Regions from separate parts of the Homo sapiens genome. Here region 2 is linked to region 1. The links are chromatin contacts, found by Hi-C or POLR2A ChIA-PET in ENCODE. All regions are on one chromosome and are shown on one strand. Each heading gives the region's core, a stretch centred on a gene start or an enhancer-like site at or near the end of the contact. The rest is flanking DNA. Distances are from core to core; before and after follow the strand shown. Region 1 overlaps RAB31 (RAB31, member RAS oncogene family). Region 2 overlaps RAB31 (RAB31, member RAS oncogene family).

Evidence for each region. Hi-C counts contacts between places; a loop is a spot of excess contacts on that map. ChIA-PET counts read pairs that join two places held with the same protein, here RNA polymerase II (POLR2A). Pooled maps may share reads with other maps.
Region 2: a map of CD14-positive monocyte shows a loop between it and region 1 (2.9-fold over the local background). The contact joins two enhancer-like sites. A Hi-C loop is called at or near these places in 2 of 168 maps with a recorded cell type or tissue (CD14-positive monocyte and IMR-90) and 2 of 50 pooled maps. POLR2A ChIA-PET finds 5 or more read pairs at or near these places in 4 of 52 experiments (AG04449, AG04450, H1 and 1 more).

What each region holds. Positions count from the first base shown.
Region 1 is chr18:9,738,727-9,744,905 of GRCh38, reverse strand. The region is part of intron 1 of RAB31 (RAB31, member RAS oncogene family); the gene reads right to left. Among named protein-coding and RNA genes, the nearest start is that of RAB31, 34 kb to the right of the region's middle. RefSeq lists an enhancer at 1,080-1,374. Within about 2 kb of position 1,250, at least 16 of the 41 ENCODE cell types and tissues checked have a DNase peak (open chromatin) inside an H3K27ac peak, as active enhancers do; they include CD14-positive monocyte, where a contact is called at or near this core.
Region 2 is chr18:9,775,001-9,781,382 of GRCh38, reverse strand. RAB31 (RAB31, member RAS oncogene family) reads right to left here. Exons shown (of 7, transcript NM_006868.4): 2 at 6,026-6,105. Among named protein-coding and RNA genes, the nearest start is that of RAB31, 70 kb to the right of the region's middle. Within about 2 kb of position 1,607, at least 2 of the 41 ENCODE cell types and tissues checked have a DNase peak (open chromatin) inside an H3K27ac peak, as active enhancers do; they include CD14-positive monocyte, where a contact is called at or near this core.

The sequences.
Region 1 (6,179 bases), core at 1-2,500:
CCCTATGTTGTAAAATTGGGTTATTGATTTGAAGTCTTTCTCTTTTTTTAATGTAGGTGTTTATGGCTATAAGTTTCCCTCTGAGCACTGCTCTGAAGTTTTGGAATGTTGTGCTTTTGTCTTCATTCATCTCAAGGTAATTTCCAATTTCCATTGTAATTTCTTCTTTGACTATTGGTTGTTTATGAGTCTACACATTTTTACAATATTAAGAGAAAAACTTCCAATGTCTTAAGCCCTCAGGATTAATTCATTCTGCTTTTTGCATCCAAGTTCCTCTTGTTAGGGCCCATTCTTGTCACTGGTTAACCAGGAAGCACGGTGCCTTTGTTATTTTTAATAGGGACCATAAAATATTACGTTAAAAATAATAATCAAAGGTAAAATCAACTCTCATACAGATACAAAATGAACATGTCAAAGATTTTATTGACTTCACCATTAATTAGGGAATTAATAAGATGTTACAACCAGTTAAAAGGAGAAGTCAGAGAAGCATAAGTATATATGGAGTAAAGGAATGTTGAAATGAATTTACAAATACGAACTTTGCTTTTCCTACGGCTTGGAGGGGGTCATTTTAGCCATGCTAACAGACATTTTTGCATGTCTACAGGCAATAGTTATTTTGCATTGCTACCAATTACCTACAACTTACGGAGGTATGAAATGGATCAAAGGCTACAATCAGATACCTTGGAAGGGTATGCTCTACACAATGCATAGTTTTCCACTGGAAATACTCAGTAATGTTTTCTGCTAATTCCAAATTTCCTCCTACTATGACATGGAAAATAAAAAGAGAAAAACTAAAGGTGTGGATGAGAACAGAAATTCATGGAGGCAACTCCACCGCTAAATAAAAATGCAAACTAAAATGAGGAAAGATTAATGCACCCACTGTGCCCCATGATTAAAGCACCCACTGCGCCTACAGGGTCATATAGAGGAGGTAAGTGGAGCCTGGGACCACAGAAGATGGGTGAGGGGATGACAGTGAAGTGAGTCAGCTGCCCATCTTCCCAACAGGCACAGACCGCACCCGGGAGTCCACAGTTAGATCTGTCTGCAAACTGAGACCAACAATCAAAAGACAGAGGTCCTGGAGGTGCCAAAGGCAGACAAATAAACAGACTTGGCTGCAAGATGGCGAAACATGGTGCTGCGGTGGCTTCAGCCAAGGTCTCCCTGTGGCTTCCCAGAGGGTGGTGGTGACTCAGAGTGTGTCAGGGATGATTAACAACTGGTTTTGCATGTGGCCTGAGAACGCAGATCCCCTGAAGCCCTGGGGCAGGAAGCATATCCGGGAGGGCCGGACCCAGGAGCTTTCCCAAACCCACCCAGCGCCCAACTCCATGTCCATCTGGGAGCTGTGAGAGGGTGGCAGCTCAGGTGCTACCTCCCTAACCAACTAGCCCTCCAGTGAATCAACCCGCCAGGAAATCTAGAAAATAACAGTAACTTTAAATACTTTTCAGATAGGCACTATATAAACATTGAGGTATTATTATTTGAATTAAGGCAATACTTTATTTTCAAGGGATCAAGATGTTTATAATCCAGGTATTACACTATCTGTTTATTTTCAGTAACACACATATTGTTTTATAGCTTTCGAGTACATTTAAGTTATTTGTACATGTGTTAATCATTCTTCCTCAGGTGCTGGTCATGCCTATACAGGGAAGGTGACCAGACAGAACTGAAGAAATAAAAATCAAAAAATTCAAGGAAAATAAATTATTTCAAGCAAAACTATTTCAGTCAAAAGCAGGTCTAGGGGCTGAATTCTTAAAGCTTTGCCGCATGTCCTCATTTCCCTTGGTACAATGGCATTTCAGAGCCTGTTTACACTGCTTTCTAAATGGACAAGTCCAAACCATGTTTGCTACAGTCCGAGAACATCAACATGTTGAAAGACAGCTTTGGTTTTTTAAAATCCTACTGTATTTCATTTGCGACTTTGAAAAACATTCGTGCTTTAGTGGACTGGATTTTTTTTAAAAAGAAGAAGAAGGAAAAGAAGAAGGAAAAAGAGCCAAGTTGTGGCTCCACCCCTCTGCCACTTGCTGCCGTGAGCTTTCCTGTTCCATTTCGCTGGGGAAAAAGCACTCTGCACAGGTCAAGCCAAACTGTCCGGAGAAGGCGTCTGCACTGCTCATGAGTAAAAGAGAAGGATTTCATTCCCTTTCCTTCCCACATCAAAGAGGGCACTCAGGGAGGAAATAAACTGTAATTGGGCATGAGCCAGCAATCAGACAGCCCCCTTCCTCAGCCTTCCCCAACCCTGCCCCTCCAAAATAAAACAAATAGACATTATCCTCATCTACAACATTTATGAATAGAAACATCTTTTATTAGAAAACAAAAAGCCATGAAGAAGAAAACACGTAGAACGTCCCTAGCGTGGAAACAGGCCGAGCCAAGCAGCCCCCACACTCAGGCTGGCGCTGAGAACTGAGGCCCCTTCCTGTCGGCTTGAAGGGGACTTGCTATTCCTCTGTCTCATTAGCATGTCTTTGCTCTTCCGGACCATCCGCCCAGACAAATGGGAGGACTGTTCCTGCCAGGAACTTCCCTGAAGGCCCATCCACTCTTCAGTAGGAAGCAGTAGAAGTTTGCCCCTAGGAGTCTTTGAAGTCCTCGAAACCCTTGCTTGCTGTTTCCACCAACTCTGCGCTGCAATATCGCGATTCTTACCCAACCCTCACCAAGAGCCTGCTTTGAAAGACCGCCTTCAATCACAGTTGCAACTCTCAATCCAGTCTGACCTTGCCTTCCCACTTCGAGCCCTGCCAGTGCTTTGCCGGGTGGTCTTCCCCAAGACAACAGTGACAGTCAACTCAACTCTGTCTTCTCAACGGCCAGTGCTGGGAGGGCTGGGGACAGCGTGAGACAGGACAAAGGGCAGACAGCAGCAGCCCTATGACACCACAGGCCAGGCAGCCACTTTGGGAAGCCACTGACTCACATTTCCTGGCTCCCTCTGGGTCCCTGGGGACCCTGCCACACCAGGAAACCTGGATGAGGCAGTGGATGAGGGGTATGTCCCGCTCATAAAGCAGACAGAGGAACCGCATGGGAAGTGAGGCGAGCATTTCCAAATGAAATCTCCACCCTCAATGGCAGGCCTGGGTTCCTGTGAAAAGTCAACGGCCCCTGAGGGGGCTGCTGGAGCAGCAGGACAGCCTAGCAGTGGCCTCCACCCCTGCCCACAGCCCTGAGATCCAGCCGAGGGCTGCCATGGACATGTACGTGCTGCACACAGGCTGAGAGAGGCTGGCACTGGCGCAGGACAAGTGGTCCTGCTGGCCCCTTCCTCCCAGCACAGAAAGGACTTCCCACTGGACAGATGGTGCGTGGCTGGCAGGAAAGCTCCATCAGCTCTGACTCTGCAACTCCAGCCCTTGTGATCCATCCACGGTGGTATTGTCTTGGTCACTTAGCACTGACACCCAATTCTGAAGTTTGCCACAATCCAGGGGTGCCCAGAGCAGCTGCCTTTTTTTTTTTTTTTTTTTTTTTTTTTGAGACGGAGTTTTACTCTGTTGCCCAGGCTGGAGTGCAGTAGCGTTATCTCGGCTCACTGCAACCTCTGCCCCACCAGGTTCAAGCAATTCTCCTGCCTCAGCCTCCCTAGTAGCTGGGATTATAGGTGCCCGCCACCACACCTGGCTAATTTTTGTGCTTTTAGTGGAGACGGAGTTTCACCATGTTGGCCGGGCTGGTCTCGAACTCCTGACCTCAAGTGATCCGCCCACCTCGGCCTTCCAAAGTGCTGGGATTACAGGCGTGAGCCACCATGCTGGGCCTAGAGTGGCTGCCTATTACACTATGCAGCACACAATGCCCCAACAGGAGTCACCAGCCTCAATGCAGCCCCTGCCAGGGGTTTTCCCAAGTCCAGCATCTTACACAATAGGGTCTTGTTTTAAGAACCCAGAGGCCACTTACTACAAGCAAGGAAGGCATTGCAGTGTGCGCTGCTACTGCTGACATATCAAAGCCCCCTGGAGGCACCTCTGCCATTAGAGACCCCTGTGCAGCAACTTCCATATGTCATTTCCCAAGAAAACCTGTTTTTCTGTTTACCCCCTTTATTCTAGCATTGGTATGATGTGGACAGAAGATGTGTGAGCACAGTATGATCTGCTTCTGGGTAACATTAACCCACCAAAAGAATTTTTTTTTTTGAGACAGAGTCTTACTCTGTTGCCCAGGCTGGAGTGCAGTGGTGCAATCTTGGCTCACTGCAACCTCCACCTCCCAGATTCAAGCAATTCTCCTGCCTCAGCCTCCTGAGTAGCTGGGATTACAGGTGTGCGCCACCACGCCCAGCTAATTTTTGCATTTTTAGTAGAGACAGGGTTTCACCATGTTGCCAGGCTGGTCTCGAACTCCTGACCTCAAGTGATCCACCTTCCTCGGCCTCCCAAAGTGCTGGGATTACAGGCGAGAGCCACCACGTCCAGCCAAAATAATTTTAAATTTTGCATTTGGAGAAGTATAAATAACTTTACTGTAAAGAGGTGTCATCCTGATGCAATAATGCAAATTAAATCAGGCTCTGAGCAAATTAACTTGTTTCACTGGAAGCGTTAGGTAAGTAGATGATTTCTATGATTCATCCTATAGAGGAAGGAACAAAGGAACTTTTACTGAAAACTCATCATATGACTGGCATTATCCTGGATGTTCTCAAAATACTTGTTACAATGACTTTGTGAGACAGTTATCATTACCAGTGAATCGGAATGTCAGAGAGGCTCAACAGCCGAACTGAAGGCCACACAAACAGCAAGTGAGGGAGTCAGGATTCATCCATTAGGCTGGTCTAACTAGAATCATAGAGCTCCTCTCGTCACCCCAGGGTCTGAGGTCAGAATCAGCTCCAAGTTTGCAGATCAAAGCTCTAGCCAAGGAAGACACAACTGGCCTGGCAGTGTCCTCATTGGAAAATAAAAGATGCTTAGGAGAGAAACTGCTGGGGCTCTGTGATACTCACTCTCCCTTTCAACTATTAGAAAAAGAACCCTGAGTTTTAGCTGGGCCCCTGGTTACCCAGCTAACGATGACATTTTCCCATCTTCCTTGCAGTCAGGGGTGGCCATGTGACCAGGTGCTGGCACACAGGACAGGAGAGTATACAATGTGATGACCCCACAAGCCACCAAACAAGCCCTGAACCAGCCACCAGGAGGACTGAAAAAGCTGAAGTCACTATAATCTGGGATCTCCTGTTTCAGCAGCTTAGTCTGTATCCTCATCAATACAGTGTATCTAAGAAACTTAAAAACCTGTGCTTTACTCTCCATAGGCTAAGAATCATCCAGATAGTTTGTTTACTTTTTTTTTTTTTTTAGCACATTACATCTTCCTAAGCAGTAAATTCATCCTGCACCCTGAGTCTGAATTCTTACAAATTCTTTTTTTTGAGACAGAGTCTCCCTCTGTTGCCAAGACTGGAGTGCAGTGGCACAATCTCGGCCCACTGCAAGCTCTGCCTCCCAGGTTCACGCCATTCTCCTGCCTCAGCCTCCTGAGTAGCTGGGACTACAGGTGCTCGCCACCACACCCAGCTAATTTTTTATTTTTAGTAGAGACGGAGTTTCACCGTGTTAGTCAGGATGGTCTCGATCTCCTGACCTCATGATCCGCCTGCCTTGGCCTCCCAAAGTGCTGGGATTACGGGCGTAAGCCACCGTGCCTGGCCAAATTCTTAGAAATTCTAAGGCAATGAAATCCAAATTTACGAGATGTATTTATATAGTATGCAACTATATCATGCATTACAATCCATTTCTTTAAACTCATATTCTTTCCAGTGTTTTTATTTGGAACATGCCACCTGAGTAGAAAAACAAAATGTTTTTTCTCCTAGTCTACTCTCACAACACAAAATGCTTCTGTGACCAAATGTACAGGAGGTTTTCCCCACACACCAAGCAAGCCACTGATTCTTCAGCGGACACCAGCGTTCTCTAGTTCTCTGAGTGTTCTCTAGTTCAACTCAATTGTGAAGCTACCTACCTGGAGATAATGTCAGATCCCACAGCGGGAGGCTGAGTCCTACAAGGCTGCCTCCTCCTACTCCAGAGGCCTAGCACAAGGAGGAAGGTGTCCTGTGCTTCTGATTGATGGGCTGCAAATCAGGGTTCCCATGACCACTTCCTCAGGTT
Region 2 (6,382 bases), core at 358-2,857, 36 kb before region 1:
ATCGCGTCACTGTGCTCCAGCATGGGCAACAGAGAAGACTCTGTCTCAAATAAAAAAAAAGAAAAAAGAACAGCACACAATACCATGCTGCCATCATGTAAAATTGTTTTAACAAAGAAACATTAAGCTACGAGAAAATGCGAACATTTGAAGTTAGAGGAAAAGAATAGAATTCAAAATCATACAAACTTTTACAATTTTATAAAGTTAAAAATTGTACAAAAAAAAATACCTAAAGCTGGTACAGAGATAACCTTTCCGAAAAACAATTTGGTAATATCCATTGAGAGCCTTAAATAGATTTTTATTCTTGGACTAAATTATTCCATTGCTAAGAGTTTAACCTAAAGAAATAATCAGCAGTATACATGGGTATCTATGCCCAACGAGGTACATCATAACATTATTTATTTATGTTTTGTTTTGTTCTGTTTTGTTTTGTTTTTTGAGACAAGAGTCTCACTCTGTCTGTCACCCAGGCTAGAGTGCAGTGGCACAATCTCGTCTCACTGCAACCTTTGCCTCCCGGGTTCGAGCGATTCTCCTACCTCAGCCTCCCAAGGTAGCTGGGATTACAGGCGTGCACCACCATGCCTGGCTAATTTTGCATTTTTAGTAGAGATGGGGTTTCACCATGTTGGCCAGGCTGGTCTTGAACTCCCGACTTCAGGTGATCCATTTGCCTTGGCCTCCCAAAGTGCTGGGATTACAGGCGTGAGCCACCGTGTCTAGCCTCATAACATTATTTATAAAAGTACAAAAGTGTTTAAACAACCTAAATGCCTGAAGTGAAAAATACAACCATTAAAAATTGTTTTTAAAGACTATTTAATGGCATGAAATTCACAAAATGATGTTGAATAAATAACGCATACACACACTTATACAAGAAAAGGGCTGGAAGAAAATAACAAAATGTTTACAGTAATTACCTCTAAGAGGTAGATTATGGGTTTTTAAAATATTTTTCCTCATGTTTTTTTCATTTTCAGTTGTTTATGATGAGTATATAATACTTTTATAATCAGAAAAAATACTTTCAACATGTTTTTGAAGATTATGTGACACTGTAAAAAATGTTCAAAATATATTAAGTAGAAAACACAGAGTAAAAAAAAACTGTATGTACACTAAGATTCCTAGTTTCATGAATTCTGTGTTCTTTGGGTTTTTTTTAGAGTGAACATGAACTTTTTTTTTTTTTTTTGGAACAGTATTTCACTCTGTTGCCCTGGCTGGAGTAGAGTGGCACAATCATGGCTCACTGCAGCCTCAACCTCCAGGTCTCAGGTGATCCTCCTACCTCAGCCTCCCAAGTAGCTAGGACTCCAGGCACATGCCACTACACCCAGTTAATTTTTGTATTTTTTTGTAGAGACCAAGTTTCGCCCTGTTGCCCAGGCTAGTCTCAAACTCCTGGGCTCAAATGTTCCACCTGCCTCAGCCTCCCACAGTGCTGGGATTATAGGCAGGAGCCACCACGCCCAGTCGAACATGAACTTTTATAATCAAAACAATTAGACTTTAATCTTGTCTGTGTCACAATTAAAGTTGAGTCACCTGTGTAAGCCCTATTGCACAACTGCCTGCTTCTATTGAGGTCCCTTTGGTTGCAAGACTCGGAAACCCAACCAGCTTGGCTTAAGCCCAAAGGAGGGGTGAGGTAAGGGTTGTGACCTTCAGCAAACACAAATACAGGATGCCAGTTCAATTTGAATTTCAGATAAAGAACTAATAAATTTTTAGTATACACATGTCCCAAATATTGCACGGGGCATACTTGTATTATACCCTAATTGCAGCCTGCAACTTAATAACAAGTTAACAGTCATCACTTGGCAGCCTGACTCAGTTTCCCAGAGGCTGGCAACCAGCAGTGAAAAAGAATAAGGAGGACCTAAGTGGACTGGGAATGTATGTTGTGGCTTGTTAGGTAAAGTGTGATACGTTTTCATTTTTAGCTTGTATACCTGCATGTCCACAGAAAGTACTTATAAGAAATATGTTTAACATGCACTTTGGACTCTAAATATTGGTTATGTAAATTGAAGAATACGGGATTGAAGAGCTAGCAAAATCCTCTGACTTCACTTTTTATTTTATATATTTCTACATAGTATAAATTTTTTCATAATTTTAAAAACTAAGACATAATTTTTAAACTAATAACAGTTTTTTAGAGCACTTTTAGTTTACAGGAAAAACTGAGAAGAAAGTGCAGAGAGTTTCCATAGACCGTTGACCCTTGAACATGGGTTTGAATGTCATGGGCCCACTTCTAATTCGATCCCTTCTGCCTCTCCCACGCTCAAGACAGCAAAACCAACCCCTCCTCTTCCTGCTCCTCCTCAGCCTACTCAATGTGAAGACAATGAGGATGAAGACCTTTATGATGGTCCATTTCCACTTAATGAATAGTAAATATATTTTCGCTTCCTTATGATTTTCTTAGTAATATTTTCTTTTATCTAGCTTACTTTATTGTAAGAATACAGTATATAATACACATCACTTACAAAATATTTGTGAATTGACTATGTTCTCCATAAGGCTTCAGGTCAATGGTCAGGTATTAGCAGGTAAATTCTGAGGGAGTCAAAAGTTATATGTGTGGCTGGGCACAGTGGCTCACGCCTATAATCCCAGCACTTTGGGAGGCCAAGGGGGGTGGATCACCTGAGGTCAGGAGTTCAAGACCAGCCTGGCCAACATGGTGAAACCCCGTTCCTACTAAAAATACAAAAATTAGCTGGGCATGGTGGCGTGCAACTGTAATCCCAGCTACTTGGGAGGCTGAGGCAGGAGAATCGCTTGAACTCAGGAGGCGGAGGTTGCAGTGAGCTGAGACCTTGCCACTGCACTCCAGCCTAGGTGACAGAGCAAGACTTTTGAGCCAAGTACCGTCTCAAAAAAACAAAAAGTTATAGGTGGTTTTTCAACCACTCGGGGCTCAGCACCCTTAATCCCCGAGTTGTTCAAGGGTCAATTGTAATACATAAGTTTTTTAAAACTCCAAACCACCGAAATGCATTTACTAGACAAAACACTGTCAACTGTGTTTGTTTCCAAAATGGTAGCAGCAATCCATCCCCGACCCTCCCTCCATGCACACACGGCTCCTGCCACCACAAGGCAGCCTGTGTCTCCCCCTTTAATCTGGGCTGGCACAGCAACTTTCTTTGACCAAGAGATTGTGACCAAAATTACGTAACTACCCTATTTACGATGCCTATACCTATGCTTAACACTTACGCTTGTCATTTTTATGTACTGCCCATAATTTGTGGTATGAGTATGCACTGTCTTTTTACTTTAAAAAAGGTCATTACAGGCCGGGTGCAGTGGCTCACGCCTGTAATCCCAGCACTTTGGGAGGCTGAGGTGGGCAGATCACAAGGTCAAGAGATTGAGACCATCCTGGCCAACATGGTGAAACCCCATCTCTATTAAAAGTATAAAAATTAGCTGGGCATGGTGGCGGGCACCTGTAATCCCAGCTACTCAGGAGGCTGAGGCAGGAGAATCGCTTGAACCCGGGAGGCGGAGGTTGCAGTGAGCCAAGATCACACCATTGCACTCTAGCATGGGCGACAGAGCAAGACGCCGTCTCAAAAAAAAAAAAAAAAAAGGTCATTACAAAAAGATTTTATTTTAAAAAAATTTTTAAACAAAAGTTTAGAAAGTAGAAGGCACAAATCTCTCCTCCATCTTCTGGAACCATACTTCACAGTTAATCACTCTTATCAGTTCTGCTTTTTATTATTAAAACACATACACACACACACAAAGTGAAAAATAAGAGAGAGAGAGAAAAAAGTACATTCAGAGCAGAGTGAAACCAATTTCTTCCATAAAAAGTATACCTATCATACAAGCGCGCCTATGTTGGGAGACAATTCTTTATGGTCTCTCACAACGTGCACATCTTGCAAGTAAACACTTTTTTCCGGATTGTGTTTTCAAGGATGCTTGTACATGTTGAGTATCCCTTATCCAAAATGTTTGGTACCAGAATTATTTTGAATTTTGGATTTATTTATTTATCTATTTACTTATTTGAGATGAAGTCTCGCTCTGTTGCCCAGGCTGGAGTGCAGTGATACAATCTCAGCTCACTGCAACCACCACCTTCTCTTGCCTCAGCCTTCCGAGTAGCTGGGACTATAGGCGCGTGCCACCACATCTGGTTAATTTTTGTATTTTTAGTAGAGAGGGGTTTCACCGTGTTGGCCAGGCTGGTCTTGAACTCCTGACCTCATGTGATCTGCCCACCTAGGCCTCCCAAAGAGCTAGAATTACAGGCGTGAACCACCGCTTCCGGTGGATATATATTTTTTTAAATTTTGCAATAATTGCATTATACTTACCCAGTTGAGCATCCCAAAGCTGAAATTCCAAAATCTGAAATATCCCAATGAGCATTTTGAGTATTACCTTTGAGCGTCATGTTGGCACTCAAAAGTTTCAGATTTGGGAGCATTCTGGATTTCAGGTTTTTGGATTAGGGATGCTCAACCTGCACAGCAAGCATCCTTGGAGGGGAGAGTCTCTCTCTGTAGCTGAGGACAGATGTGCTCACTGCCCCATGTAGAAGACTTGCGTTCCCTCAGCTTGGGGTTCCGCTCCCGTAACACAGCCCCCTGCATGTGAGGTGTCTGACTCTAATGTCACCCTATTTTGTGAATACTCTGGCTATTGCTATTGCCTCTGTCTGTGACTCGGGGGTCTTCTGTCTTCTGCCAGCATCCCTGAAACTGAGTCAGGCTAACAAGTCACAACTGCTAACTTGTTAACAAGTTGCAGGCTGCAATTAGGGTAAAATCTCAGACCTTTCCTAATTCTTGATATTTTCATGAGTATGTTTCTTTAAGTCATTTTTAATCTACAAAATGTGGGTTTTCTCAGCTACACAGTTCCAACTACTGGCCTATCAGCCAAGTACTCTTGAGCATCTATTTATTCCCTGCCATGATTTTTCTCCACTTCTGATACACTCTCCCATTCTCAACAATCCTACAGGTTTCCCAAAACATACAGACAAAGACATACATTGCCTACAAAGACTTGATATCTTCAGGGTGAAAAATAAGCAGAGGCCACGTTCTAAGAATGAAAAAGCAGGCACTTCCCGAACAGCAGAGCCAAAGCACACGCGGCCAAGGAGCCCACTGGAAAGGGGAGATGAACAGGAAAACAATTTTGCATCCCAAGCTCAGGAGAATTTAACAATGCACTTCCACCCCTCCCCACACATGACAGTGGAAATGCTGGCATTAGATAATTCCAGAAAAGGGGCTGGGCGCAGTGACCCATGCCTGTAATCTCAACACTTTGGGAAGCTGAGGCAGGTGGACTGCTTTCAGTCAGAAGTTCAAGACCAGCCTGACCAACATGGTGAAACCCCATCTCTACTAAAAATACAAAAAAATAGCCAGGCATGGTGGTGCGCACCTGTAATCCCAGCTACTCAGGAGGCTGAGGCAGGAGAATCCACCCTGGAGGTGGAGGTTGCAGTGAGCCAAGATCACCCCACTGCACTCCAGCCTGGGCAACGTGACAGAGCAACACTCAGTCTCAAGAAGTAAAAAAAAAGATAATTCCAGAAAAGGAAAGTCAATCTGCTCCACAGACTTTGCAGACAGTGCTGAGGTACGGGTGGATGGCATTTTCAGGGTTTATTAGCAGGCAACTTAAAGCAGAACTATCAGGGGTTTGCTCTGCATATCGTCTTCCAACTGGAAATAACGCCAAGATTTGCAGAATAATGCTCTCAGAGATCAAGGAAATGACCTTAGGAGGTAGCATGAGGAAGGCTGACTAGGAAAAAAAAAATGACCGACAGGGACAGTAAGCCTGGACACATACTCAGAAGTCCCTGAATTTCTGTCGGTCTACAGCTGGGATTGATTCTCACTGGCTGGGATGAAAACTGTGGCCCTGCCTGAAGGCTCAGGCACAGACAGAGTGGTCATTCTGATGCCGTGAAAGGAAGCAACGCGAAGGAGAATGACATACAGGAACTTACCCAATAGTAGGGCTGATGTTGTGGTCAAAGTGATCCTGGACAAATCGACACACGATGCTTGATTTCCCAACCCCAGTGTCCTAGGAAAGAATGAGGATACAACCGTGAAGATGAAGGGCGGCAACTCACAGGTTGTGAGGTTAACTGACCTCACAGATTACCAGAGGACACGACTGGCTATTTCTGGTTGATGAGACTGGGAGAGGGAGTGGGGGGATATTTTCTTCTATTTCTCACCAATATTTTCTATAATAAAATTGTATTGCTTTCACAGAAAGAAAAGAAGTATGGTAAAAATCAGTTTCAGAAACATGTCTGACATGTATACAATATTTAACCAAAAATGAACATGTTCAC